2 separate regions of the Homo sapiens genome follow, and region 1 is linked to region 2. Evidence: chromatin contacts called from ENCODE Hi-C or POLR2A ChIA-PET data. All regions are on one chromosome and are shown on one strand. The core of a region is the stretch at or near the end of the contact, and the rest is flanking DNA. Distances in the headings are between cores, read along the strand shown.

Region 1 (5,040 bases), core at 756-3,255, 910 kb after region 2:
GTCCAAAAGCCAGGGAGCTTGTTAGAAAGAGTCTCTAGGCCAGGTGCAGTGGCTCACTCCTGTGATCCTAGCACTTTGGGAGGCCAAGGCAGGAAGATTGCTTGAGGTCAGGAGGGTTCAAGATCAGCCTGGGCAACACAGTGAGAGCCTGTCTCTATTGAAAAAAAAAAAAAAAGAAAGAAATGCAGAATTTCAGGGCCCACTCTAGACCTAATGGATTAGACCATGCCATTTAATAAGAACTCCAGGTGATCAGCATGTATATTAAAGTGTGAGATATACTAATTTATTATTTCCCAATTCAATTTTCAGTGGGCCCATGTGAGCCTGGGGCACAGTCTAAAGCTCTCTCTCTCTTTTTTTTAAGGACAATAATTGCTTCTTCTCTTTCCAGGGTTGCAGGCAGGTAGATTTAAGGTGAACTCAGATTTTTCAAGGAATAATGGTGAGTATTGGTAACTTCAAAGGGTCCATCCTGGTGACTTGCAGGGGAAGTTCCACTCAGGAACTTTTGTGTCTTGCTTAACACCAGACACAAGACTACATGTAAGCCATGTGGCTCACATGTGTAATCCCAGCTACTCCGAAGGTTAAGGTAAGATGATCTCTTGAGCCCAGGAGTTGGAGACCAGCCTGACAACATAGCGAGACCTTGCCTCTAAACAAAAATTACATATTGTATGATTCTATTTATATGAAACATTCAATTTCTGGTGGAAGTCTCATATGATCTTTGGTTGGAGGATGACTGGATGTTGACAGATGACAATGAGGTGAAGAGCATTTTAGCAGAGGGAATGGCATGATCAAAGACAAAATGGAGAGTCAGAGGCAGGAATGCATATTTAGGGAGGAATGAATGAGCACTGGCTACAACAGAGATCTGGGAAGAAAAGCAAGTGAAGGAAGTAAAGCTGGAAACATGGATTGACAAGTTGCCTTTTTCAAATGGAAAAACTAACAGGTGTGAGGGAGAAGAGAGTCAATAGAAATTTCTGTCTTTTCCAGATTTGTTCACATTCCCCTGATTTGTAGTCATTTTGTCGGCTTGGGAAAGTGGTTTTTGAAAGATCGTCTTTATAAAGGTAGGCTCTGATAGGATGCTCAAGCTAAGAGCAAGGAAGGACAAAGAAGGCGCCTGGCGACAGAAAAGGGCACTAACAAAAATTGGGCAAAAAGGAAGTGTGGCGGTCCCCAAATCCCTTCTTCCTCCATTTCAGCTGAGATCATTCGCCAGTAGGCAACTGTGGTATTACCAATAAGTTTGTATCACCAATAAAATATTATAATGCACCTGGCTAAAAACCCTGGCGTGATAACACCAAATTCATGTTATTAGAAGGAATTAAATTTTAAAAAGCACACCGTTCCAGGCACACAGAAGGAGCCCCCGAACGTTTGTTTTATAAACGCAGGTTGGTTGCTGAGGCTTTGTTTTGGAGCCTACGTTTAGGAGAGGAAATGATTCAAAACTGCCCCCCAAAACCTATATCCTCCAGGAGCACTGAGGTTGGGGCGACCTGCTGCCAACTGGTCTGGTTTTCCCTTTTAACACACGCTTCTTGCCCACTATCCGGTCCCTGCGGTCAGTGGGTGCAGCAGGGGTCGCAGTCCAAACAACCAATCGCGACGCGGCTGCGGGGCGGGGGCCACAGCGCTCCGCCTCCCCCCTCCAATCCGCCCTCCCAATCCTCCTAGGCCGCTCTCTCTCGCACCTGCGTGTCCCTCTGCGCTCCGACTGGTGCGACTTCTCCCTGCGCTAGCGAGGCAGGGTTTTGGCCTCGCCTCTCGCGAGATCGCCTCCTGTTGCTGCCGCCGCCGCTCCTGGCCACTGACTGGCGGCGCCTGCGCAGCCGCCATGTTCGGTTGCTATGCTGCGGCCTAGGAGAGGGGGTGTGCTTGAGGGAGGAGGAAGAGATAGAGGAGGAGGAGGGGGAGGAAGAGGAGGTGGAGAAGGAGGGGGGTGACTGAGCTCCTCTTGCACTCTCACACACAAACGCTGCCCAGGATTACCCGCCAGCTCACGCCGCGCAGTGCGCTTTTCCGCTCCTCGCGCCCCACCACCAACATTGTTCTCTCAGGACTCCTGGGTCCCAGGGGCCGGAATTGGGCCTGAGCGGGAGAGGAAAGAGACTTGGCTTTGGCCGCGGGGTCGGAGGATTGGGGCCAGGCCCCCTCCCCCACGCACTTTTGGGGGTGTGGATTATCTCATCCCTGCAGGGAGGTAGGAGAGGTCGCCGGCTGCCCGCCTCCCTGCCACCTCCCCAGCGGCGCCGGCCCGCGGCTGCCCAGCAGCATGAGGTGGTGCTGGCGGCTCCGGGTCGTGGCGCGACCGCTGCGGCGGCGGCTGCTCGGGGGGCGCTGAGGTAGCCCCCCGGAGCGGCACGGAGGACGCGCTTCTCCTCTGCGCGCCGGGGCCTCGAGGCTTTTTTTCTCCAGCCGAGAGGACGCGGCTGTGATATACGAAGGTAAGAGGTTCTCCGGTCCCCGCCGGCCTCTCGGCCCTGCACGTTGAACGGGAGGCTCTTACCTGCATGTGTGGCTCCTGGGAGGTGAGCCAGGTGGGGCAAGCCGGAGGTACGAGGATGATTTGAAAGGAAGGAAAAAAGGACAAAAACAAACAAACAAACAAACAAAAAAACGCTTTCTTTCCTTTCTTCCTGGGACCTCTGCTTTTGCGGGGGTTATAGTTGGAATCTCTGTTATGGGTCAGCGAAGGGCCAAGGGATGGAATAGGTGCGGAGATGGAATGTTCCCAGTACCTAAACTCTAGGTAAAGCTTTGGAATCTTGAGTTTTCCATTGCTGGTAGAATTCCTTTTTTTTTTTTTTTTTTTTTTGGCTCATATGAGCGCTTCTTGCACGCTGCATGAGCCAACTATTCCTACCATTGAAGTTTTAAGCCTGTTATGATTCTACCAGTATATACCTGTATTTGGGAATCTGTAGTTGAGCCAAAAAAAAAAAAAAAAAAAAAGTTGAGATGTGGGTAAACAGTGATGCATTTCGCAGGGTTTCCATAAAATGGAACAGCTTACAGTTGCACAGGTGATGTGTGGATGTTTCTGCAAAACTTAGGGTGGAAGATTTTATGTCTGGGCTTGCATCATGTAGTGACATCAGTATGTACAAGGACGATTTGTAGGATTTTTCAAAACGCCTGTTCTAGGATAACTTGTTATGCATCTGCAATATGCCAGCTGCTTTTCGAATAAGAGGTTTCAGTAATACTAAGTTTCTGTGTCCAGATCTTGGGCCCAGTTGAAACAGTACAGCTGATTGGTCACATTTAAAACATATTTATGGAGAAAGATAAAAGGCCAATGTGTCCGACTTGCAAAAGACAATTAGAGTAGAAAGAAGACTGGAACAGTAAAAGCCAGGGCATTTTTAAATCTTGGTTTTCTGAACTTTAACGTGCCAGAGGAAAAAAATTTTTTTTCAATTTTAAGGGGGAAGGAGATGGCCTTAAAATAAAGGATTGTTCAGAGCCTAAACTGTGCTTAATGGAATAGAGCTAGGTATATCATCTAAATCTTGAATTTGACTAATATAAATTCAGCTTTCTTTTAAAGAAAAAACTCGTAAGCAGAAGTTTGTGTATTCTACAGAACCTCTTCACTAGCTCGTAAGTGTGATCATTTTGTGGACATCACTGTTTTTTTGTTAGAATAAATTTATGCTCCAATTACCACAAAAGCAATTTTTATGTCTCTTCGCATTTTTTATGGTACACATATCTTTGTTACATTTTGCATTGAAACACGCACGGTCCCATAGTATCATAATCTTCAGTGATTTATAAGAGAAACAGTCTATTTTGTACATGGGAATGTTTGTCATGTTGCCAGTCTGTTTTAAAAATTTGGCAAGAGGTTTTTAAAATCCAAGGAGGCACCACTATTTTGTAGTTTTTAAAAATATTAATTGAGTAGGTCCATGTTTATTAAGTTAGAAAATCACGAGTTCCTCAAAAGTAGTAATAGACGAGGATGTGATTTTTCTTACTGCCCATTTTCTAACATCTTAGCTTCAGAGCTGTAGGTATTGAATTGAGTCAAACTTGTGTTTTTTTCTTATGTTCTAATTAAATATCTTTTAAAATGTCCCTAGTAACATTGTTACTTTAAATTTATAACACCCAATTTCTAATTTAGGCTAGGCATAAAACCAGCATTGATTGAACGTACTTGCTAAAAATACTTTCTGGGTCGGATGTACTTAGAATGCAGCCTCAGGAAATTTCATTTGAACTATTCTGTGACCAGTGTACACTTCATTATTGTTGAAGGACTTTTAAAAAAAGTATAGATCTCTCATACTCGATTTAATCAGTTTGAGCATAGATGCCTAACTTTAAAAAAAAAGTATAATAAAGTGGGATAGTAATACAATTTACGTGAGATGGTAATAAAAACTTTTCAGCTTTTTTTTTTAACTTGTATGACTTCGTTAGGTTGTTATTAAACTGTGATTTGTATTTTTAAAATAGTTTTGTCTGTTAAACATAATTGAGGTGTACAGTACAGTATCCATTGTTATCTGTTTAGTATTTATTTATGACTTACAAACTCTAAAAGCGGGATCAGTGATCATGGTTTTTAGTAAGTTGTCTTTAAGGAGCAAAGTAAGAGACTAGCAGAAAATTGCAAGGAGGTTTGTTATTGAGAGTACTTCTGCCCCCCGCTTGAGAGTTAATATGGCCACTTTTAAACAAGAAAAGTTTTCCAGAAACGTGGAAATCTTGTTTGGTGTATGTTTAGGGGCAAATGTTTTAAAGTTTTGCCTAAATTCTTAGTTAGAATGCAAAATTGATCAACTCCCTAGGAATGGTTATTGTGGCTAAATATGAATTGTTGCTCCTATGTAAAATTTAGTTATTGGTAGAAGTTTACTAACTGAGTTGAATTTTGTTGTTTTCCTGGGTTATTGCATGTTATGAAGTTTTTTATGTACTATAATCCAGATTTGTTAAATTTGCCAGTTTACTAGAATAAGCTGTGAAGCCTTGAAGTTTGGCTTAGCATTCTGAAAATCCTTT
Region 2 (4,812 bases), core at 810-3,309:
GCTTCCTGGCCTGAGCCTGACCTGTTTTCTCTCCTCTCCCACTGTTTTTCAGCTCCAGAAAACCAGGGGCTGCCAGCACCCACCTTTTTGGCAACTGCCTTTCCCTGGTTTCTACCCACCCGGGTCAGACTCTTTTCGCTACCCAGCCGGGGGAGAGGGACGGCTTTCAGACGCTTTCCTCCCTGTCTTCCTGTGTTTCCCATGTTTATCAATGTAAACGGTCTCTCCGCAGAAAATATCGAGATGGTGTTTGTGTCTGTAAGGACACACAGTGAATATAATTTTTCTGAACAAGGCCTTCTCTGGTCAAATCTGGCCTTCGGACGATCAGGCTGGTGGGATTTCAGACACACATCACTAGGCCCACCTTCCTGCCTTATCTAAACACCCTGGAAAGAAAATCACTGACTATGTACTTTTCCTAAGAATAATAAAGATAAGAGACAAAGAAGGCCCCAGGGATTCAGAGTTCAAAATCAAAGAATCGAGACCCGAGCCTCCTGTGCCACGAGCTGTAGCTTCTCGGGTGGTGGCCGCAGAGGCCAGGATCGCATAGCTGGATGAACATTCGGTTGTGACTGGAACTGGGGTGAGGAAGCAGGCGTGAGAGACTGGAGTACCCGAGGCCGGGTTTGCTCTCCCTAGCGCCGCAGCTTGGCGTTCTGGGGCGGTCCGCGGGGCCAGAAGGCATGGCGCAGCCCGGAGTTGGGTACTCACCGGAGGATGGACGATCCGAATAACGTGTGCAGTACACCCAGGCGGGCCATACGAGAGGCTGCTGCGAGTCAGTTTTGACCACGGGCCCGCCGTTGGCTGAGCCCATAAGTAGGATAGCCGGGTTGCCGTGCTCCGGGTATTTGGTGCCCTGCGCTCCGGGGCTCCCCGCGCCGCCTCCACTGCCGCCGCCACCGGTGTCCGAGGGCTTGGCTGCTGCGGCCGCCGCCGCCGCCGCCACTGCCGCCGCGGCCGCCGCCGCCGCCGCAGCCGGGTTCCCAGCTTTAGACGCGCCCGCGCCGGCGGCGGCTGGCTGGGAGCCGTCGGGTGGGCCACAGTTCGCGTCCGGGGCGCACAGGAGCGAGGCAGCGCCTGGCGCCCGGGTGCCCAACGGGTGGACAGGGTCTCTACCTGCGGCAGTCTGGCCTCTGTCACGCTCGACCCGGCCTCCTCCTCCTGCGCCTCCTCTGGCCGCCGCAGCCACCAGAAGCTGCGGTGGCGGCTGCTCCTTTTTGCAGCCGAAGTCCGGCCTCAGGATGTTGTCGATGAAAAAGTTGGTGGTGCGGTGCAGCTGGGCCGCTGGCTGCGGCTGGTGAGCAGGCGCCGCGAGATGCTGAGGCGGCGGGGGCGGGGGGTGTGGGGGGAGGTGCGGGTGGTGGGCCAGGGGCGGCAGGCAAGGCGCCGCGGGCGGCGAGGGGGGCGCAGGCTGCGGGGACACCGGCACGCTGTCTCCATCGCTGCCGCTGCCGCTGCTGCCGCTGGCGCCCGGACTGAGGCTCAGGCTGAGGCCGCCCGGAGTCGCCGCCGCCGCCGCGCCGAGGGCCGAGTCGCGCTGACTTTTAGGTTCCGGCTGCTGTTCTTCCATGCTCGGCCGCCCCGCCGCCCCGGCCGCCGCGCCGGCCCCCGCCCCCACCGCCTCGCTCCCCACCCCACTTTGCCAGCGGCCCGTGGGGGTGCGCGGAGGAAGGAGGCAGGCGAAGCCTCAGCGAAGGCACGGGGCGGGTGCAGGAAAAAAGCTCAGGCGTCTGGCCTGGATCGCTCGTTCTTATCTAGCAGATAGATCTCGCTGTCTCTCCCTCTCTAATTTGTAGACATCCAGATATGGAGACACTTGGCTATTTCTTTTTTCTTTCTGCAACCAGATTCAATGATTTGATTTAAATGGGGAGTAAGCCACGGCCAAAAAAATGAAGGAAAAAAAGAAAAAGAAAAGGAAAAAGAAAGCAAGAAAAAAAGCTCCAATAATTTTTTTCTTAAAGGGAAAAAAATAGTATTTAAAGTCTAGCCATCTTCCTAGGCAGTAGTGAGGGGTTTGACTTCCCCGAGTGTCACGCTCAGCTGTGCCCAGAGCGTGAGGCTGGCAGCGCCTTTAATCGCCTTTGCTTTTTTTGCAGGGAGAGCGCGTCTCCGCCAGCGCCGGGCTGTTTTTTTTTTTTTTTTTTTTTTTTTTTTTTTCAAATCTCTGACAGCTCGGATCTTTGCACAAACTCTCTCGCTTAAAAAAAAAATCACCCAGGCACACTTTTTGCCTTCAAACCGGAAGCACGTGAGTCAGGGCCGCACGTGTGCGGAGCCAATGGCGAGCCGGGACTCGCGCTGACACTCGGGCCTCGGCCCAATGGGCGCGCGCGGGACTTTGCGGATAAATAATCCGGGGGCGTCAACCGCTGGCGGAGAGGGGGCGCCTCGGCGCTGGCCCTGTGCGTCGGGTCCGCCCTCCCCCACCCGCGCCCGCACCCGCGTCCCTCCCCCTCCTTCAGGCCGGGACTCAGGAGGGGGCAGAAGAAACCCGGGAGGGGTGAATTTTGGGATGTAGGCAAATGGAGAAGCAACTCCATAAACAACTTGTTAGAGAAATGCAGGATTATGGGTCTGTGAGCTACGGGAGCAGGGGCAGTAGGCAGGAGCCTGGCTGTTTTGCACCCCCACGCCTAAGAAACTCAGCTTTTTATTTTCTCCTCTGTCTCTGGTTGCTGTTATTGAAGGATGGGTGGTTGTTGTCACTGCCGGTTTGTGTGTTTGTGGGTGGGTGTGGGTTTGGGTGTGTGTAGTGGAGGGAGGGGGAGTGAGACAGGGAGGTCGGTGATGTGAAATAGACCTAGAGTTGGTTACTTTCAGAGGCGCAATTTGTTTTTCACAAATAGCAAAATCTGAAAGGCCCGCTGCGCCTAGCTAGCGTCGCACGTTTACGTTTGTACGTCTCCTGCCGGCCCGCTGCATTGCTTTCCCTTTGTGGGGAATCCGCACCCATGCCCTTCCCGGTCCAGACTTTCGACAACACCCTGGAGCTGCCCTGGCGCCATAGAGCCAAGCCCAGAGGGCTAGGAATAGCCCCAGAGCCAGTTGCCTGGACCTTCCCTGGCAGTGGGAGTCCGGGCAACGCAGATTAATCTCAGGAGGGCCCCGGGGCCGGCGAGTCAGAACGCGGATGCGCGCTAGGCCCTAGCTTTTAGAGTTCAGGGTAACCTCTGTGTTAGATTTCCCTGCAAAGTAAAATCAAATAAATGAAAGCGCTGCACCCCAAGTATTTGCCCTGGCTAGCTGAAGTTGTGAACAGGGAGTTTCCCTCAATTGCCGGGTGACTGAATTTCCTGGGATTGCTCCCAACTCCCTGGGTGCCTCCGGCTCCAGCTCTGTGCGTTCTTCCCTAGTTTGAGGGAAATGCCGTTCCTCCAGCTGCTATCATTCTCCCGTCTGCCGATCTCTTTTTCGCTATTTCCTGGTCGAGGCACCCCCAAAATTTTCTCATAACCGGGAATGTGAGGGACGGGGGTGGCGTGTGGACTGAAGCTCTAGGCACCTGCGGGACTTGTCTCCGGATTCGTTTTGGAGGACCAGTATCCGACTATGCTGAAGCCTGCGGTGGCCGAGAAAGGCGTCAGCAAACGAGGCCTTCGGGGGTGTCATCTTAGAGCTCCAGCGGACCTCCTCGCCCTGAACGCCCTCCGCAACTGGGACAGTAGAGAAAGGATCCCTTTGGAAATATTGTCTATTTGTGACATGCGAAAGAATCCCCCTACCTCCAGTTTTCCAGAAAAGTCACAGAGGGTTAGGCTAGGAGGAACATGCAACTAAACCCACAACAAGCCGAACCACCACCACAGTAGCTGAAGTTTCTCAAAAGGGCTGGTGGAGAGCAGGAATTTATATTGCTCACCGCATCTTGGGAGCAGGCGAGGGTCCCCCGATTTCCGGGGCTGAGTTCCCGGCTAGACTTGCGCTGCAGCCTAGGGGAGAAAACCTCTCTCCCTAACGCTGCGCTGCAGTCTTCTCTACCTTCCCAAGCCGCCTCCAACCCCACCTTGGAGTCTCCCGAGTCCTCTTCAGTAGCACACCCAAGGGCTCCCCGAAATCTCCAGGCGCCCCCACCCCTTCTCCCCGAAATGGGGGTGGGATTTTATTTATATTTAAGTTCGCAAAATTGAAATCTTTATCCCGCAAGCAAGCGTGGGTACTTAATTAAATTCTAATTAGGACACTATCAATATCCTATTTAGCTGCGTAGCTTTTGTGCGCCGCGGTCCCTTTCAGCGCGGTAAATAGGGTCTCGACGCCTTATCTCGCCTGCAGGAGACGCCTCGAGAAGGGCTGCGGAAGATAATTTATAGGTTTTAATTACTCTTCATTCCGCCTGATCAGCTTGGCGTTCATCACAGGCCTGTGAATAAAACCCTGGTCAAAAGCTCTGTCACATCGCGCTGGCAAGACGCTTAATCAAAGTGAGCGGCCCCGCGCGCCGCGCGGCCCGGCTCCTCCACGTAATTTCCAGCCAGCTGATAAAGCCAGCTGAATAATACGGCGGCCCTTTGGAGACACCATTTACAGAAATGACTTTATTGACGGCTTAACGTCGGTAATTCATTTTACCTTTCATGTAGTGGAGCCCGGATTTGTTACAGTAATGGGATGATAAATGCACCCGCGGCCCACGAGCTCGAGCTGGATTAGGCGGCACTCTGCGCGCTGGCTCGTCCCCCCACCTCCCCGAGGCCCGGCCTGGGCCGGACGCTCGGTACCCCGCGCCGCTCTGCGCTCCATGACCTCCACCCAGACCCTACGCCCTCTTCTCCCTCCTGCAAATGAACATGCCATTGGGAA

The links. A loop is a pair of places that touch in the nucleus more often than their neighbours do. ChIA-PET counts read pairs that join two places held with the same protein, here RNA polymerase II (POLR2A). Pooled maps may share reads with other maps.
Region 1: a loop to region 2 is called in a map of gastrocnemius medialis, with 7 times the contacts of the local background. The contact joins the promoter of PTPN4 here to the promoter of EN1 in region 2. A Hi-C loop is called at or near these places in 1 of 168 maps with a recorded cell type or tissue (gastrocnemius medialis) and 1 of 50 pooled maps. POLR2A ChIA-PET finds 5 or more read pairs at or near these places in 1 of 52 experiments (activated CD4-positive, alpha-beta T cell).

The regions. Positions count from the first base shown.
Region 1 is chr2:119,757,917-119,762,956 of GRCh38, forward strand. It overlaps PTPN4 (protein tyrosine phosphatase non-receptor type 4), which reads left to right and starts at 2,006. Exons shown (of 27, transcript NM_002830.4): 1 at 2,006-2,468. LOC101927764 (a long non-coding RNA gene) reads right to left here and starts at 1,798. Exons shown (of 4, transcript XR_007087215.1): 1 at 1,716-1,798. RefSeq lists silencers at 1,548-1,657, 2,208-2,507 and enhancers at 1,697-1,991, 1,708-1,967, 2,238-2,862.
Region 2 is chr2:118,845,589-118,850,400 of GRCh38, forward strand. EN1 (engrailed homeobox 1) reads right to left here and starts at 2,060. Exons shown (of 2, transcript NM_001426.4): 1 at 718-2,060. The coding sequence starts at 1,579. RefSeq lists enhancers at 1-378, 4,647-4,812.